Regions from separate parts of the Homo sapiens genome. Here region 2 is linked to region 1. A link is a contact called in ENCODE Hi-C or POLR2A ChIA-PET data. All regions are on one chromosome and are shown on one strand. Each heading gives the region's core, a stretch centred on a gene start or an enhancer-like site at or near the end of the contact. The rest is flanking DNA. Distances are from core to core; before and after follow the strand shown.

Region 1 (3,911 bases), core at 1,047-3,546:
TATAAATTTGTTAGATTCATTTGTAGGCTTTGATTGTTTAGAACGATCACTGGACAAATAACTTATTTTAAAACTCAGAGTAATGAATGAGACCTTGCTGTATACGTATAAGAAGCAGAGAGAAGAGCAGGAAGCATCATTACCAGAAGATAAGAACTGTAAATCTTATGCTGGAGCATGGTGACATGACTCATAATGCGATAGCATCTCTACTGATAATATGGAAAAGAAAGTTCTTATCTTGAATATCGTATGAATGGACCTGGCAGAAACATGATCACTATAGTTTACAAAAATAAGGATAATCCTGGAAAATGAAAACCTCAAGTTTGAAAATTGATTTGTATTTTAGTATTTTGTCTCTCCTGGTGATAACAGTGTTTTGAGTTATTCTCACCTTATCTACCCCTACCCCTCCCAAAAGGTACAAACAGACTGTTTAAATGAAAAATGCACACCTTGAAAATTTAAAAAAACTCTTCTTTGTCTAGCTACTTTAAAGGTTTTGATTTTCATGGGATATCCAGTGCAATGGCAATAATCTCAGCCTTGACAATAAAAGTGACAGATTTAAGAAACTAGTCATAGTAGGGAATTTTAGAGGGGGAGTAAATAGGATATAGTATTTACTTTCTATTTAAATTAAATTTTCTTTATGTTTATCCCTTATATAATTTTTGAAAAGGTCCTTTTCTAGATATTAAAAAATAAGATATATGAGTTTTCCTCTCAAGAAAGAATATTGACTTCTAATTAGTAACACATATTGACTAGATTTGTTGGCCTTATGAAAAGTTTTAAAGTAAACATATTTAATTTTTACTTTAAAAATATGCTTTCAAAGATACATTCAGACACTTAAGAAGAAAAGATAACTGCTTGTGATAATGAAACTGGTTGTTTTTTTTCTGTTATGATAATTTCAATGCTTGAAACACTGAATAAATTACACGTCAGTACAATGTTTTGTATATTTAATGATATTTCAAAGCTTCTGTCAACTGATCAGTTAAACACAAAAGTTTGTTCAGATTTTTTAAAGGTTTTTTTTTCTTTCTTCCAACTTTTGTTTTAGGTTCAGTGGGTACATGTGCAGGTATGTTACATGAATAAAGTGCATACTGCTGGGGTTTGGTGTACAAATGATTTTGTCACCAAAGTGGTAGCATAGTACCTTATAGGTAACTTTTCAATCTTCACCTTCCTCTCACCCTCCACCCTCAAGAAGTCCTTGTGTCTGTTGTTCCCATTTGTGTTCATGTTTACTGAATGTTTAGCACCCACTTATAAGTAAGAACATGCAGTATTTGGTTTTCTGTTCCTGTGTTAATTGGCTTAGGATAAATGGCCTCCAGCTGCATCCATGTTGCTGCAAAGGACATGATCTCATTCTTTTAGCTGCATGATATTCCATGGTGTTATGTACCACATTTTCTTTTTCCAGTCCACCACTGATGGGCATCTAGGTTGATTCCATGTTTCTGCTATTGTGAAAAGTGCTGTGATGAACATACACATGCATGGTCTTTATGGTAGAACAGTATATTCCTCTGGGTATATACCCAATAATGGAATTGCTGGGTCAAATGAGAGCTCTGTTTTAAGTTCCTTAAGAAATTTCCAAATTGCTTTCCACAGTGGCAGAACTAATTTACATTCCCACTAGCAATGTATAAGCATTCAAAGAGTTTATCTTATTCAAAAACTATAAAAACCCAGTTTGTGATACTGTGGGCAAGAGAGACTATTTCTGTTCTCTGTTGTAGAATTTATTTTGATAAAGTGATATCTGTTGCTTTTATTCCCCCTGAAACTTACATTGATTGCAAAGTGTTGTTGATTTATTTTCTCTCACAGTAATAGCCCTAATTTCTTCTTACCTTAAACCTTTCAATCCAAACGTATGTCCATTGTTTAGTTTAATTTTCGAAATACTTTGACAATTATTTTTGCCATTGTGTTTGATGAATTTCTAAATTGCGAAAAATGGCGAAGTATGTGTGTTTTATTTATGTGAGCAAAGTGAAAATGTTGGCTGTTTGTGATAACACTCAACGGAGCTGGCCTGTTTTTACATGAATAAAATAAACATCCACTTTAAAATGAGAAAACAAAAACAAAAACAGAAACAAAAAAAAAACCCCAACAATCTTAGCTCACAACGAAATGACCCTCCCAGCCGTCCTCAGCAGGCAGCACCCATGTTAGTCTCCTTCTGCGATGCCTAAGCGGCAGCACCATCGAGCCAAGGTCCTCCAGCGTTCCTAGAGCGGAGAAGAAAGCGCTCCGAAGAGCTAGAGCTGACACTCGGCGATGAGCTAAGACGCTGTTTCAGAGCGTTTGGGTCCTCTGAGGCCCCTTGACCAGGTGAGCGGACCCTGGAGCTGGGCCCCGGGCTGGGGCGGAACTGCGGCCTAGGGGCCTAGGGAGCAGCTGCTTCCCGGCGGGTGCAGAGAATCTTCCCTCGACCGAGGGGGCGGGGTCCGTAGCGGAGGTGTCGGCCCTGGGGCCTATGAGAGTGATGAAGCTGTGGATCTGGTAAACAGAGTACAACCTTCTGCTGCATATTTTTCATCCATTCAGCGCAATTTTAAGTAGATATTAAAGGTAGGCGCCACCGAGAAGGTAATATTTGAGCAGAAATCTGAAGGAGGTGGGTGGAAAGACCTAAGTGGCTTTTGCGGTCAGGAACTTTCTAGGTAGAGGGAATAGCAAGTGCAAAGGTCTTAAAGCAGGAGCTTGCTTGGCATATTTGAGGAATAACGGGGAGACCAGAGCGGTTGGAGCAGTGAACAAAGGCGACCTTTGTAGGGAATGATGTCAGAGAGATTGGGGTATGGAGAGGAAGAGTGTAGAGGAAATGAGAACTGTATCGTGTAAGGAATTTTGTCTTTTTTTGGTGTGTGTTTTTGGAGGATTTTGAGCAGAAGAAAACATGATCTGACTTATGTTTTAAAGCTTCTTTACTTGGAGACTCATGATGATAATAGATTGTAAGTGGGCAAGAATGGAATCAAGAAAACTTAAAAGTTAAGAGTAATTTTTTAAAATTCCAAGTAATTCAGGTGGGAGATAAGGATATCTTGAGCCAGTGATCAGATTATGATCTGCTTTGAAAATAGAGACAATAATATTTGCTACTGGGTCAGATGTAGGGTGTGACAGTAAGAAGGCAAATATAAATCCAAGGTTTTGGGCCTGTGGGTGCAAGAGATACTGGAGAAAAGATCTGAGGTTTAGCTTTGGTACCTCGTGTAAGTTCTTCAACTCTCCCCGTCTCAATTTCCTTCTCTGCACGAAGAAATTAGGAATAGTGTCTTCTTTATAGGGTTGTGTGAGGGTTAAATAATTAATATATGTGAAACATGTAGTATAGTTGTCCTGGCTCATTGTTTTATTATGCTGAGACATGAAGTGTGAGTGGGCATTAACAAGAAGAAAATTGGAGGGTTGGAGGGTGGTCCAAGCAGAAGGAATAAGCTGTGGAAGGGCCAAGGAGCAAGAAGGAGTATTGCAAATTTGATGAAATAAAGTACTTTATTAGATCAAAAAACAATGTAAACCATATTAAATGTTTTGAACTTGATCCTAAGGGTAATAATCAGCCATTATATGTAACAGGCATAGCAGGGACATAATAATATTTCATATCCTCCTTAGAATGATCACTGTTTGCGTGTGGAAAATAGATTGGTGTCTCAGACCAGTCTGTTTGTCACAGTGGTCTAGGTAGGAGAAGACAATGGCAAAGGGGATGAGAAGTGGATTGATTTGAGAGATATTTAAGCAATAGAATCAATAGAACTTGATTGATCAGATACATGAGATATGAAAGGAGGAAGGAATGGTCAGTTTTCTGGCTCAAATAGCTGGGTAGATGGAGCTCCTCCCAAAACAGTTTATCAAATTAT
Region 2 (3,911 bases), core at 737-3,236, 1.4 Mb after region 1:
CTTAGGTCCCTTCAGAAACTGAGCATTTCTAAAAAGCAAATATTTTTTCAGGTTTGTTTGTAACTTAAACAACAAAAAAATCATTATTTTAAAGGCCATATGCTCACTGTGAAAATATATCAGGTGGTGTATGAAATAATAAGTAAATTATCTGCCGGGCGCGGTGGCTCACGCTTGTGATCCCAGCACTTTGGGAGGCCTAGGCGGGCAGGCAGATCACGAGGTCAGGAGTTGGAGACAAGCCTGGCCAACACAGTGAAACCCTGTCTCTACTAAAAATACAAAAATTAGGCCGGGCGCGGTGGCTCACGCCTGTAATCCCCGCACTTTGGGAGGCCGAGGCGAGCGGATCACGAGGTCAGGAGATCGAGATCATCCTGGCTAACACGACGAAACCCCGTCTACTTAAAAAAAAATACAAAAATTAGCCGAGGGTGGTGGCGGGCGCCTGAAATCCCAGCTACTCAGGAGGCTGAGGCAGGAGAATCGCTTGAACCTGGGAGGCGGAGGTTGCAGTGAGCTGAGATCACGCCACTGCACTCTAAGAGTGAAACCATGTCTCAAAAAAAAAAAAAAGTCAAAAATACTAATAAAAATACTAATCTCGTAGTTAACAGATTGCTGTGACCTAGAGCAAGTAAAGGTGTAATTATCAGCCTATAGGGGTTAGAGTGGCAAGAAGATGCCTGAGGGTGAGCCTACAGCCTAAAAGATAATAGAATACAAAGGCTGAAGACCTACAGGCAGGGATTCTTTGTCATTCATTCTTTCAGCAAACTTATTCTAATATGTATCCCTCACTATTCAATGCCCAGGAGGGCACAGGGAAAATAAGACGAAGTCCTGCCCTCACTGGCTAACATTCTAAGCACAGGTGCTGCACAAGAGGTGTTATGTTTTTTGGGGGAGCCAGACACAGGCCTAAGCACTTTATGTACCTTGTCTCATTTAATCCTCACATCAGCACCACGAGGTGACAGAATTATCATTTTGCAGTTAAATAAATTGATATTTCTTCATGGCCAGGTGCAGTGGCTCACGCCTGTAATCCCAGCACTTTGGGAGGCTGAGGCGGGTGGATCACCTGAAGTCGGAGTTCGAGACCAGCCTGACCAACATGGAGAAACCCCATCTCTACTAAAAATACAAAATTAGCCGGGCATAGTGGCGCATAGCCTGTAATCCCAGCTACTCGGAAGGCTGAGGCAGGAGAATCACTTGAATCCAGGAGGTGGAGGTTGCGGTGAGCCGAGATCGCGCCACTGCACTCCAGCCTGGGCAACAAGAGCAAAACTCCGTCTCAAAAAAAAAAAAAAAAAAAAGAGAGATTTCTTTAAGCTCTTTGCCTAGGGTCACAGGTCTTTCCACAGGACCGTAGACTAGAGTCAGATGTGTTCCTCAATCAATTAGGAAAGGGTGGTGCTGGAATTTGCATCTGAGTATTCCAAGCTTCTATATTCTCATATTCTGGAATGAGGATATTATGAGTCCTGAAACAACTCTAGAAATTCTAGGCTACATAATTATCCCTCCATAACGTGTTCTCTGCCAGAATAATAATGAAAAAAAAGTACTGTGGTGGCCAGACCCCAAGATGATTGGCGAAGTGAAAGTTGCCCAGTTCCAAAATGGCCACCACCGCACTTTCCTGGCGTCGGAGCGACTACGTAGTGACAGAAGGACCATCAGCAGGTGGGTGCTCACAGGGACTGTGCCAGTTGCCAAACTGGCCACCTGGGCCTTTCTTCTCCTGAGCAACAGCCAAGCAACATTATAGGCTTCAGGCCTACCTAGCCCAGGCTGGGTTAAAGCAGATAAACGAAGCGGACAGCGGAGGAAAAGCACGTAACCAAGTGCAGTGGGTCTGAAGCGAAAGGCAAGAAAAGCTCTGCCCTTAGGAACGGGGTGTCACTGCGCGGCTCGCAGGCACCTCTCTTTGACCTATTTATAATCTGCGCCTTATTCTCCGCCCCCAAAGGCTGCTGGCAACCAATTCTCGGTGGCGAAGTCGTGACGTCAGCTGTTGCGGGTCAGATTGGGAGAGCTTCCTGGTCCTTACCTAGCAAGATTCTGCCGCTAGGTGGCGAAAAGCGAAGGGGCCAAAGAAATGGAAAGAAGGCGAGGAAAAGCGGGAGAAGATGGGGAAGGAAAATGTATATTCTTGTATCATCCTACAGCTAGGCAAAAATATTAGGATAATGTGGCCTAACCTCCAGTTCTATGTTGGCTGGAAAATCCAGGAATGGGAAGCTCACTCCCGTAGTTCCCACTCATTCCCACCACGGTTGGACAGCTCTGAAGGAGGGAAAATTCTTTCTTTTGAGCTGAAATCTGCCTTCAGAGTCTTGCACCCAACTGTTCTACCCCACGGGGACCTACAGAACAGCCCAAAGCCTCTTACGCAGGACAACCCATAGCAGTTTGATTAAAATCAGCGCAAACCCATTCCCATTTGGTGAGGGGGGAGGGGGAGGGGCAAGCCTCAGTGCCTGACTCACTTGACTCACAAGAAGCTGAATGTTTTTCCTTTTGAAAGATAAAAATATTGGTGAATCTCAGACTAACAATAGGGAATACACAAAAATGGAAAAAATGTTGATAGATAAAATTTAAACCTTTGGTAGAACATAATTAGTTTTTTGTTCTCTACATTTTTCCATATCGTTTCTAATTTTTCTACACTGTATGTGTTACTTAAAGAAATAAACCAGTAGGCCAGGCGCGGTGGCTCACGCCTGTAATCCCAGCACTTTGGGAGGCCGAGGCGGGCGGATCACGAGGTCAGGAGATCGAGACCATCCTGGCTAATACGGTGAAACCCCGTCTCTACTAAAAAAATACAAAAAATTAGCCAGGCATGGTGACGCACCCCTGTAATCCCAGCTACTCAGGAGGCTGAGGCAGGAGAATGGCGTGAACCCGGGAGGCGGAGCTTGCAGTGAGCCGAGATCGTGTCACTGCACTCCAGACTGGGCGACAGAGCAAGACTCTGTCTCAAAAAAAAAAAAAAAAAAGAAAAAGAAATAAACCAGTATGGCCGGGCGCGGTGGCTCATGCCTGCAATCCCAGCACTTTGGGAGGACGAGGCGGGTGGATCACGAGGTCAGGAAATCGAGCCCATCCTGACCAATATGGTGAAACCTCGTCTCTACTAAAATACAAAAAATTAGCCGGGCGTGGTGGCGGGTGCCTGTAGTCCCAGCTACAAAGGAGGGTGAGGCAGGAGAATCCCTTGAACCCGGGAGGTGGAGGTTGCAGTGAGCCAAGATCGTGCCATTGCACTCCAGCCTGGGCAACAAGAGCGAAACTCCGTCTCAAAAAAAAAAAAGAAAGAAAAGAAAAAGAAATAAAGCAGTATGAAAGAGCAGCCCCTGGCTGCATTCACCACAGCACCCATGCTCACACATGCTACAGGCGCTCACTTGCTGGGAGCTGCCTCACATTGATTCGGATCAGTGTTCTCATTTCTCCGACCTACCTAGGAAGCATCTGGCTAAATTGATGTAAATTAGACATTTTATAGTCTATCGGTCATTGAGCCTCAGTGGAATATCTAGACCAATTTAAACACACAAATATTATGGGAAATAGGGCCACAAAAGTAGAAAAGAAAACGTGAATTCCTCTTTATATTTATGCCACTAGAGGGAGTTCCAGAAGAAAATCACTGCATGTAAGGGCTAATGACTGTATTTACTGAGTGGTTACTGTGTACCATTCACAGTTCACAGGGACTCATTCATGTCATTCTCATGATAACCCTGATGAAGTGGATGATATTATTCCCTCACTCACTAAGGAGAAAGCCAGGGTACAGTGAAGTATACAACTTTGTGCAGGGCAATTTATCAATATTTATTGAAATTACCAAAAAACATGCTCTCTGAACAAACTATTCTACCAGTGTAGAA

Evidence for each region. Hi-C counts contacts between places; a loop is a spot of excess contacts on that map. ChIA-PET counts read pairs that join two places held with the same protein, here RNA polymerase II (POLR2A). Pooled maps may share reads with other maps.
Region 2: a pooled map shows a loop between it and region 1 (4-fold over the local background). The contact joins the enhancer-like site here to the promoter of ZSCAN26 in region 1. A Hi-C loop is called at or near these places in 2 of 50 pooled maps. POLR2A ChIA-PET finds 5 or more read pairs at or near these places in 2 of 52 experiments (activated B cell and activated CD4-positive, alpha-beta T cell).

What each region holds. Positions count from the first base shown.
Region 1 is chr6:28,264,847-28,268,757 of GRCh38, forward strand. ZSCAN26 (zinc finger and SCAN domain containing 26) reads left to right here and starts at 2,297. Exons shown (of 4, transcript NM_001023560.4): 1 at 2,297-2,367. RefSeq lists enhancers at 2,135-2,194, 2,339-2,903.
Region 2 is chr6:29,648,170-29,652,080 of GRCh38, forward strand. No RefSeq gene overlaps it. Among named protein-coding and RNA genes, the nearest start is that of MOG, 7.0 kb to the right of the region's middle. RefSeq lists an enhancer at 403-1,023. Within about 2 kb of position 1,987, at least 33 of the 41 ENCODE cell types and tissues checked have a DNase peak (open chromatin) inside an H3K27ac peak, as active enhancers do.